Regions from separate parts of the Homo sapiens genome. Here region 1 is linked to region 2. The links are chromatin contacts, found by Hi-C or POLR2A ChIA-PET in ENCODE. All regions are on one chromosome and are shown on one strand. Each heading gives the region's core, a stretch centred on a gene start or an enhancer-like site at or near the end of the contact. The rest is flanking DNA. Distances are from core to core; before and after follow the strand shown. Region 1 overlaps PPP6R3 (protein phosphatase 6 regulatory subunit 3). Region 2 overlaps PPP6R3 (protein phosphatase 6 regulatory subunit 3).

What was found. Hi-C counts contacts between places; a loop is a spot of excess contacts on that map. ChIA-PET counts read pairs that join two places held with the same protein, here RNA polymerase II (POLR2A). Pooled maps may share reads with other maps.
Region 1: a loop to region 2 is called in a map of sigmoid colon, with 1.8 times the contacts of the local background. The contact joins two enhancer-like sites. A Hi-C loop is called at or near these places in 4 of 168 maps with a recorded cell type or tissue (heart right ventricle, psoas muscle and sigmoid colon), 1 of 37 single-sample maps with no recorded cell type and 3 of 50 pooled maps. POLR2A ChIA-PET finds 5 or more read pairs at or near these places in 10 of 52 experiments (B cell, Caco-2, GM12878 and 7 more).

Annotation. Positions count from the first base shown.
Region 1 is chr11:68,540,608-68,546,272 of GRCh38, forward strand. It overlaps PPP6R3 (protein phosphatase 6 regulatory subunit 3), which reads left to right. Exons shown (of 24, transcript NM_001164161.2): 4 at 4,231-4,417. Among named protein-coding and RNA genes, the nearest start is that of PPP6R3, 83 kb to the left of the region's middle. RefSeq lists enhancers at 1-382, 2,643-3,143, 3,144-3,644. Within about 2 kb of position 2,094, at least 4 of the 41 ENCODE cell types and tissues checked have a DNase peak (open chromatin) inside an H3K27ac peak, as active enhancers do.
Region 2 is chr11:68,496,322-68,501,557 of GRCh38, forward strand. All of the region lies in intron 1 of PPP6R3 (protein phosphatase 6 regulatory subunit 3), which reads left to right. Among named protein-coding and RNA genes, the nearest start is that of PPP6R3, 38 kb to the left of the region's middle. Within about 2 kb of position 3,412, at least 3 of the 41 ENCODE cell types and tissues checked have a DNase peak (open chromatin) inside an H3K27ac peak, as active enhancers do.

The DNA of each region.
Region 1 (5,665 bases), core at 844-3,343, 43 kb after region 2:
CTCTTCCTAATAAGCCTGGGAGCATTATGGGAGACTGGAGTCTGTCTCACCTCTGCACTGACCATAAGAGATGACCACACCCAGGGGGGCCAGTTTAGAGACCTACCCCCAGGTGCGCATTCTCTTTCTCAGGGATGTTCCATGCTGAGAAAAAGAATTGAGCGATATTTCTCCCATTTGCTTTTGAAAGAAGAGAAATATGGCTCTGTTCCGCCTGGCTCACCTGCGGTCAGAGTTTAAGGTTATCTGTCTTGTTCCCTGAACATCGCTGCTATCCTGTTCTTTTTTTAAGATGCTCAGATTTCATATTGCTCAAACACACATGCTGTACAATTTGTGCAGTTAAGGCAATTATCACATGGTCCTGAAGTGACATACATCCTCCTCAACTGACAGGATTAAGAGATTAAAGTAAAGACAGGCATAGGAAAGCACAAGGGTATTGATTTGGGGAGGTGATAAGTGTCCATGAAATCTTTACAATTTATATTTAGAGATTGCAGTAAAGACAGACATAAGAAATCACAAAAGTATTAATTTGGGGAACTAATAAATGTCTATGAAATCTTCACAATCTACGTTCTTCTGCCATGGCTTCAGCTGGTCCCTCTGTTTGGGGTCCCTGACTTCCTGCAACCTGTGCCATAGTCTGACTTTGTTCCTTAGGAGTGCTCTGCCTGCTCTGTGGTTAGGGACTGTAGGAGGACAGAAGTGGAAGTACAGTTGGCTGCAGTGATCAGCAGAGAAAAACAAGATCTTAGTGGACCTGATTGTTGAGAAGCGGTCAGATTTCCAGAGGCACTAGATGAAGTTAGAACTGAAGGGGTTTCCTCTAGGTATGGAATGGGAGATAAAGTGTCAAGAGTGACTATGAGGATTTTGGCCTGGGCAGTTAAGAGGATGGAGTGGCTTTATGGCAGTGAAATAAGATTGCAGAGGGAAAGGGCAGGAGTTTGGGTCTGGCCCTGTCACATTTGAAATGCCTGTTAGACATGAGGTGGAGATGAGGCCTAGTGGTAGGTGGACAGAGGACATGTAAAGCCACAAGGCTGAATGAGATCGCCTGCAGAGCTGATGGAGCTAGAAGAAAGCTTCTGAAACTGGAGATGGGTAGTGTGGGCTGGCCTGGGTTCCACTGAGGGATGGAGGAGTGATTGGATGCAAGAGGAGAACCTGGGGGCTGCTACCCTGGAAACCAAGGGAAGTCTGGCTTCAGGAAGGAGGGGGGACAGTGGGTTAGCGGTACTGCTCATAAGAAACCACTCAGTTTGTAACATGGAGATCATGGGCCCCATCAGTACAGGTTCTTTGGAGGGGCCCAGGTGAAAGCCTGGAGGCAAGCAGAGACAACTCTTTGAAGTGATTTCTTGTAACAGGAGCAGAGAGGAAGTGGTAGGTCGAGGCAGATTTGGAGTCAGGGGTGGTGTGGGGTTTTGTTTTTTCCTAAATGGAAGTGATGACCTGTGAGAACGTTGCAGCACAGAGGAAACACAGCCAGTGTGAGGGAGCAGGCCGCCGAGTGATGCATTGTGCTGGAGTGGGCGGGGGTGGGGGCATGTGGTCCAGAGCATACATGCAGGAGATGACCTCAGGAGCAAGGGCCACTCCCCTGGAGCGAGGAGGAAGTGCCCAGCTGTAGGTGGGGATGTGATAGGGCTGGGTTCCCTTCTGATTGCCTTCTCTGTGTTCTCAGGCAAAGGAAGCGAGGTCAGAGCCTATGGAGGAGGAGGGGTCTTGCCGAGGGTGGAGTGGAGGCATCTTTGGGTGCTTGAGAAGCTGCTGTTTTTTTTTTTTTTTTTTTTTTAAGACAGAGTCTTGCTCTGTCATCCAGGCTGGAGTGCAGTGGCGCAGTCACAGCTGGCTGCAACCTCTGCCTCCCAGGTTCAAGTGATTCCTGTGCCTCAGCCTCCTGAATAGCTGAGACTACAGGTGTGTGCCACCACACCTGGCTAATTTTTGTGTTTTTAGTAGAGATGGGGTTTTGCCACATTGGCCAGGCTGGTCATGAACTCCTGACCTCTGGTGATCCATCCATCTTGGCCTCCCAAAGTGCTGGGACTATTGGTGTGCGCCACCGCGCTCGGCCTTGAGAAGCTTCTTGAATGTTAAGGAGGGAGGGAAGGAGAGTAGCCCCAGCCTGTCTGGAACCAGAACTCTGAGCTTTTTGTGTAATGGCTAACATTATGCATGCTTCTTGAGTTAGGTCATACCACCCAGTCACCTAGAAAAAGTGAACAAATTTTAAAGTTGCTCATCTGGACTTTCTCTGTCAGAGTTTGGAGAAAACACTCATGCATTTGATTCACAGCCAGGAGTCCGCTTGCCTTTTACTGATCTTCTGTTTGTCAGCAGTTTCCACATTAAGACAGTTGAGTGAGTGCATCTCCCCAACCCACTCTAGCAGCATTCTGCCATTTTATAGTGAAAATAAAGAGGAATGAAAACAGCTGTCATTTATTAAACACTTATTTACTTTATGCCAGGCCCTCTTCCCAGCCTTTTTTACTCCCCTCCTCCATAAGATAAGGACTATTGTCTTAATCTTACTAACTTGGAAACTGAGGCCCAGAGAGGTTAAGTAACTTGTCCAAGGTTATACAGCATGTAAGTGGTAGAGGCCGGTTTTGAACTTAGCTAGTGTGACTCTAGTAGCTGCACCTGTAACCGCTGCATCAGCCCACTCCTGGGATAATGGGTACTTTACAGGGGTTTATATTCTGGCATCTTGAAGCCCATGCTACGTAAATTGAGGGAGGAGACTTTACTTCCCAAAGACCCATACATCTGCCAGGTCTGTTTTTTTTTTTTTCCTTTTCTGTTTTCTTTATACAAAGACTCATTTTGGGACCTTCTCATACTCTTCTGTCTTTAGGCCTCACACCAGAGCCTGTCAAGTGCCGTGGCTTTCTGGTTCGTCACCAGTGGTCTTTTTGTGCCAGGGTCTTGCTGCAGGCAGCACTTGCTTGCCTTGGATGCCCCAGGTGTGTCGTATACGTGTCCCTCCTGCCCCAGTCTTCCCTGGTTTCTTTTGTCATGCAGCCACGTTTGGCTATTTTGCCATCTCTCTGTCTTGCTCAGCTTTTGAGCTTGCCACTCCTGATGACTTGTTGGGGCGCTGGGTCCTGGCTGTCCAGCAGGGAGGAGTGTAAGAGCAGAGTAATTCTGGGTCAGCTAGAGTATCGTCTGGATAGGCTCAACGTCTCTGTTGTTGCTAGTGAAAACAGACACGAGATTGTCATAGTAGGAGTAAGTGGAGGAAATGGACCTGCTGCCTGTTTGCAGAGGGTCAGTGGTCTGGTTGTCAGAGGCAAGCATTTCTAAAGCCATGGGGTCTGTAGAAGAGCCTGTGTGGGTCCATATAGAGCAGGTGTCATGTTCTTAGCCGTGGGCCTTCTACAGGAGAGACAGCATGGTGAAGACTCATGGTGGGCTGACTTTGTGTCTGTGCTGATATCCAGATACTGGAAGGCTGATGTGGAGAGCACTAGTTTTGTTTTGTTTTGGTTTTGACACAAGGTCTCACTCTTGCCCAGGCTGGAGTGCAACAGTCATAGCTCTTTGTAGCCTCAAACTTGTGGGCTCAAGTGATCCTCTAATCTCAGCCTCCTAAATAGCTAGGACAACATTTTTTTTGTATACTGCTTCCTGCCTTGGTAGCCCAGGCTGATGTCCTGTTCCCCCCTTCATTATAGTAGGATGCTTACTCTCTTAAGATGTAATATAGACTTAGTACCATTTACAACCCATCTAAAGATAAAGGCTGGTCCAGGTCCCTACAGAGTGCCTTAAGTCATTACAAGGTGCTGCATGCAGTGCAGTTTCCTGGAAACCAGTGTCCTCCACAGTTGTCCGCAAGCTTTGCTGCTTCCCATGCCAGAGGAGGCTGTAGCCTGATGGCTCGTACGTCCAGCCGCTTTCCTCGCTGATCGTGGAGAAGGCCCGGGCCCTGCAGCATGACCTCTCTGGGCTTCTGAGTACTAGGTGCGCTCTAGTTTCTTCAGGGAAAATGTATTCTTGTTAAAGCTTGGTTTAAAAACAATTTTTTAGATAGTAGAAAATTTATTTTAGTCTGGAGGTAGGTTGAACAGAATGGATTGAAATGATTTCCTGATTTCCAGTAAACGATTTTATTTTTTTCACAAAATCTTGGGAAGCCTTTCTGATTTGTGTTTATCTTTATGTAATTAAACTGTTAATAAAGATGATGATGTAAATATCCTGTTCTTCTAGGTATCCAAATATATCTTGTGAGTTGCTCACTTCTGATGTCTCCCAGATGAATGATAGACTGGGAGAAGATGAATCCTTGCTAATGAAATTATATAGCTTCCTCCTAAACGATTCCCCTTTGAATCCACTACTTGCCAGTTTCTTCAGCAAGGTGCTAAGTATTCTTATCAGCAGAAAACCAGAACAGGTAAATATGATTTTCCAAAAGGTAAGTATTAGGGCTGATCATCCCCTTGAGGTGATCCCCCAGTACTTGTTGCTTTAAGAGTTCTAACTTTGCCTTAAGTTCAGGTTGTATAAGAGAATGTATTTTAAACCTTAAACATTCTAAGCACTCACATACTATTTGTATGTTAATGAATATTTCTAATATGGCATAATCTCAAATTTCACTTAATTTGTTAGCATACTTTAGTTTCCTCTTTTGAGAAGTGGGTAGAAGATGAGAATATTGGGTACCCATTTGTGAAGACAGGGCTTAACTAAGATGGCAAGTATAATAACTAAGCAGTTGAATATGTCACCAAACAATTGCTTTGTTTTGTTTTTCCCCCATTGATGATCAGAGATGAAGCTTAAACCAAAAACCTTTCCCACAAATGTAATTGGTGATTGGTTTGTACTAATGGTGATTCTGTTTTGATTCTACTCAAAACTTCTCCAGTGTCAGGCTTGAGACATCTGAGTGTATAGACTGCTGTGTACATTTGCAGCTGTGCTGTTCCTATCCAGTGTGGTTTGACAGAAACTTCACTTGGTTCTCTAAGTGTGGTCCCTGAACCAGCAGCCCCTCAGTATTACCTGAGAATTTGTTAGAAATGTAAGTTCTTGAGTCCTATTCCAGACCTGCTGAATCAGAAACTCTGAGAGATGGGCCCAGCAGTCTGGGTTTTAGCAAGCCTTCCAGCTAACTCTGATGCATGCTAACATTTGAGAACCACCGCTTTAGTGGATATTGTTGTGAAAAAGGATCTGCTTATCTGGAGATTTTAGTCATTTTATGGAAATAGGCACTCAGGGAACAACTAGAGCCTCAGATATTCAAGTATAAACTATAGCAGATTTGCCAGAATTGCAAGTATAGGTGTGATGATACGGGGCAAAAGTGGTCAAACCAGTTGGTCCTGCCATCCTTCATGATAGAAAATGGCTCTGGGTGACCCATTGTTGCTATCAGCACTTGTGGAAGGACTGGAGCTATTTTGGGCCCAGTGTGTCCTGTCCTATGCCAAGGCAAAGTGGATACATGCTTTATTTTAGAAAGAGATATTTCTTTCTTTCACTTAATGGAGTAGGATAAGCTTTCTAAGTTGATTGGAAATGAGATTCTTTTCACTTTGGTAATAATCCCCAAATCATGATTAATGTAGATTGTCTCTTTTTTTCTGCCTTCTAGTTAGAAATACAAGAACTGCTGGCTGTTTTAGGAGAGTGG
Region 2 (5,236 bases), core at 2,162-4,661:
CAGCCTTTCCCATCCCTTCCCATCCCTCCTTCCTTTTTGAGACGGGGTCTCTCTGTATTGTCCAGGCTGGACGGGGACTCATGGATTCAAGCAGTCCTCCTGCCTTAGCCTCTCTAGTGGCTGGGACTGTAGATGTGTGCCACTGCGCTTGCCTCATTTGGTTTTTTTTTGGAGACAGTCTTACTCTGTCACCCAGGCTGGAGTGCAGTAGTGCAATCTCAGCTCGCTGCAACCTCTGCCACCTGGGTTCAAGCAATTCTTGTGCCTCAGCCTCCTGAGTAGCTGGGATTACAGGTGTGTGCCACCGCATCTGGCTAATTTTTGTATTTTTAGTAGAGTCGGGGTTTTGCCATGTTGGCCAGGCTGGTCTCAAACTCGGCCTCAAGCACTTCACACACCTCGGCTTCCTAAAGTACTGGGATTACAATTACAGCAGTCTACTGTGCCTGGCCTCGCTTGCCCATTTTAAAATTGTGTTGTTTGTCTTTATTACTAAGTTGTAGGAGTTTCTTAATTATTCCATATTCTTGTCTTTTTTTTTTTTTTTTTTTTTTTTTTGAGACAGAGTCTTGCTCTGTTGCCCAGGCTGGAGTGCAGTGGTGCAATCTCGGCTCACTGCAAACTCCGCCTCCCAGGTTCACGCCGTTCTCTTGCTTCAACCTCGCGAGTAGCTGGGACTACAGGTGCCCACCTCCACGCCCGGCTAATTTTTTTGTTTGTTTGTTTGTTTTGTTTTGTTTTTTGAGACGGAGTCTCGCTCTTTCACCCAGGCGGGAGTGCAGTGGTGCGATCTCGGCTCACTGCAAGCTCCGCCTCCCGGGTTCACGCCATTCTCCTGCCTCAGCCTCCCGAGTAGCTGGGACTACAGGTGCCCGCCACCACGCCCGGCTAATTTTTTTTTTTTTTGTATTTTTAGTAGAGATGGGGTTTCACCGTGTTAGCCAGGATGGTCTCGATCTCCTGACCTCGTGATCCGCCCATCTCGGCCTCCCAAAGTGCTGGGATTACAGGCATGAGCCACCACGTCCGGCCTCTGTATTCCTGTCTTTTGAGACAGGGTTTCACTCTGTCACCTGGCTGGAGTGCAGTGCTGCGATCACTGCTCACTGCAGCCTCGACTTCGTGGGCTCAGGTGATCTTCCCACCTCAGCCTCCTGAGTAGCTGGGACTACAGACGTATGCTACCACGCCTGACTGATTTTTTTGTATTTTTTGTAGAAACGGGGATTTACCACGTTGCCCATGCTGGTCTCAAACTCCTGGGCTCAAATGGTCTGCCTGCCTCGGCCTCCCAAAATGCTGGGACTACAGGCATGAGCCACTGCGCCCAACCTTGTACATAAATCTTTTATCAGAAATATGATTTGTCAATATTCCATTCTTTGGGTTTTCTTTTCACTTCTTGATGGTGTTATTACTGAAGGATGAAAACTTTTAATTTGAAGTGCAATTTATCTTATTTTTCTTTTATCTCGTGTTTTTGGTGTCATATCTAAGAAAGTTTTGCCTAATCCGTGGCCACAAAGATTAACTCCTGTGTTTTTTTCTGAGTTTTGATTGCCTCATTTTTAATGACTATTTCACTGGATAGATAAAAGAACCTTGGTTCAGATGAGATCATTGTTGTTTATTGTTGGATATTTAGGAACCATGTATTTGTGGATGACCTGGATAGTTTGTTCTGTGGTTTTCCCCACAGTGTCATCTTCCTCTATATTTAGACATTTCTTTTTCTATTATAAGCTCTTTGGACATTATTATATATGACTTTGTGCTCAGTATAAACACCTTAGAATAAAAGAATAATTGGACCAAGGGGTATATAGATTTTAACACCTTTTTGTTATCAGTGGCCAGAAAAATTACCCCAGTTGCTATTTTACCAGCAGTTCCAGTCAGTTTTATGTTAATACATTTTAAAACTTGTTTTATTAGGGGTAAATTTGGACATGCAGAAATTGAACAGTATAATGAAACTATCAGTTACCCAGCTCTAACAACCATACACTCAAGGCCAGTCTTGTCCCACTTAACTTCCCCATTTCCCACTTCTCTTCTATATTATTACTATTTAAAAACTCTATTGAATCACAATAGAAATACGGAAAAGTACATACAATAAGCAGATTTTCATAAGCTGAAATCCACCTGGGCAAGCAGCCATCACATGTCTCCTTGTGTCCACTTCCAGTCACACCCTCTCTAGGGGCAGCCGGTATTCTAACAGCTAACAGCACTGATTAGTTTTGCCCAGTTTTGTTTCTATTAAATAGAGTCTTACAGTAGGTACTCTTGTGTCTTTCTCTTGGCATTGTTTGTAAAATTACTGAAGTCATTGCATACAGTTGATTATTTGTTACTGTTGCTTCACAAAATTTTGTCATATGAAATTGTTCTGTTGTTGATGGACATTGGATAGATGGTAGTTTTGGGCTGTTACAGATATTGCTGCTCTGAACATTCAGTTTGTATCTTTTGGTCAACAACATACGTATGCATTTCTGTTGTTCAGTATACCTAAGGGTGAAATTGCTAGGGCATAGAGGTATATGTATAGTAGTGGCATCTACTAAAGCTATTGTACCAAATTAGGCTTCCATCAGCAGTGTGTGAAAGTTCCACTTACTCTGGATCCTCTCCAGTATTTCATCCTTTTCATTTTAGCCATGCTGGTAGCTGTGTAGAGATGTCTTACTTAGGGCAATTTTAATTTACAGTAGTGAGGTCATACGTTTATTGGTCATTTGGATATCCTTTTTTATGAAACATATGTTTAAGCCTTTTTTTTTCTATTATCTTTTTTCTGTTTTTATTACCTTTCTATTTTTTGCTGCATAATAAATTATCCCCAAACGTAGTGGATTAAAACAGCAATAAACATTATCTTGCAGTTTCTGGGAGTCAGAAACTTGGGAGTGGCATGGTTGTCTGCTTCTGGCTTGGGTGTGATTAGCCCTCTGAAGCCTTCATGGATCCGCTGGAGGATCTGTTCTAAGGTGGCTCATTTACATGCCTGGCAAGTAGGTTCTGGTTCTGGCTGTTGGTGGGAGACCTCAGGTCGTTTTCACATCGGCTTTTGCCAGGGATGTCTGAGTTTCCTGTTCTCAGGACATGGTGATAACTTCCCACTGAGAGAGTGATTCAAGAGAAAGAGCCCCTAAGTGGAAGCTATCATTTTTGTGACCTAGTCTTGGAAGTCACGTAGCATCTAGCTTTGCCATGTTCTGTTTGTTAGAAGAGAGGCACATTGTGGACTTCTAAAAAAGTGACAGGGTCTTATTCTGTCACCCAGGCTGGAGTGCAGTGGTGCGATCATAGCTCACTGCAGCCTTGACCTTCCTGGCTCAAGGGATCCCCCCACTTCAGCCTCCTGAGTAGCTAGCTGGGCCCACAGTTGCGCGCACCACCACACCCGGCTCAGTTTTGTATATTTTGTAGTTGGAGTTTTGCCATGTTTCCCAGGCTGGTCTCAAACTCCTGGGTTTGAGCATTCCTCCCACCTCGGCCCTCCAAAGTGCTAGGGATTATAGGCAAGAGCCACTGTGCCCAGCTGAGATGTATTTTAAAACAACAGTTAGTAGGATTTTTGTATTTTGGACAGGCATCTCTTGTCAGATGTATATATCGTGAATATCTTTACCTATTCTGTGGGTCCTCATTCTGTCTTTTGAGGTGAAGGAGTTCTATTAAATCTTTTTTTCTTTATTGTCAATTTTGTCCATTATATTTTGAAGATATTCAAATAATTATTGCTTCTTCTATAAATATGTTAGTATATGTTCTCAGAGAATAAGGACTCTTAACCGTAACAACCACAAAGCCTCACATCTTAAAAATAAAATGAACACACATTTGCTTGATATTATTCAATACTTAGACTTGAAAGTTCTAGTTTCATGTGATAACTTTTTTGTGTGATTTTCTAATTTTGGCAGTGGCAAATCAGGATCCAAATAAGACCTACCTTTTTTTTTTTGTATATGGGTTCCTCATTTTTTGCTCTTCTCCCACCATGCCTTCCATTTGTGGGAGGACTGGGCTCTTTTGTTTTGTGGTATTCCCCACAGTGTTGTGTAGCCTCTGTTTTATGTGCACTGGTAGTTGGATCTTGAGGAAGTTTCTCTTGGAGAATACACTTTGTTGGACTTTCACTTTAAAACTTTTTTATTTTTTTGAGACGAAGTCTCAGTCTGTTGCCCAAGCCGGAGTGCAGTGGTGTGATCTTAGCTCACTGCAACCTCCACCACCTGGGTTCAAGCAATTCTCCTACCTCACCCTCCCAAGTAGCTGGGACTGCAGGTACGTGCCACCACGCCCGGCTAATTTTTGTATTTTTAGTAGAGACAGGGTTTCACCATCTTGGCCAGGCTGGTCTTGAACTCCTGACCTCGTGATCTGCCTGCCTTGGCCACCCAAAGTGCTGGGATTACAGGCGTGAGCCACTGTGCTCAGCCTAAAACTTTTATCTGAAAATGGTGCTGTTTCTTTGGTTGTGATCTGTCTCTGGAGGTTGAATGTGGAGCTAAACTGAAATTTTTAAGGGCTTCTAACCTAAATCACATTGAAATTCATTTAGACCAGAGCTGTTCAATACTTGAAGGGTGAGGGTTCATTTTGGAAGGCACTTCCGCCGCCTTCCTTTTCTGTGTGTACGGGAGGCCAGTGGCAGTCTGGTCATCTTGAGTGCATCACGCCCTCACTGGCAGTTCAGAATGTTGCAGGGCATCGTTAGCATGGATTTTGCTGTTGTTAGTTTTTTCATGTTTATTGTCTACTTGTTTTCTCCTCGTGCTGTCTGCTGGCTTTCCTTCTCTTGTTGCCAGTTTTGGAGTTGTGATGAACAATATGTTAAGGGTTGATAACTCAAAATTCTTAAGTTCTTTGTGGGTTAACATTGAATTTGTAGTGTTCTCCAGTCTCTTTCTTTTCTAACAGAAACTTTCATGATGAAAAGTTAGAAGAATAAATTACAATGTGATTAACCCTGCACATTGAAGAAGTAGACAAATTATTAGTATTATTTTGAGACAGGGTCTCACTCTGTCATGTAAGCTGGAGGGCAGTGGCGGGATCTCGGCCAGTGCAACCTCTGCTTCCCAGGTTCAAATGATTCTCGTGCCTCAGCCCCCTGAGTAGCTGAGATTACAAGCACGCACCACCACACCTGGCTGATTTTTGTAATTTTAGTAGAGATGGGGTTTCACCATGTTGGCCAGGCTGGTCTTGAACTCCTGGC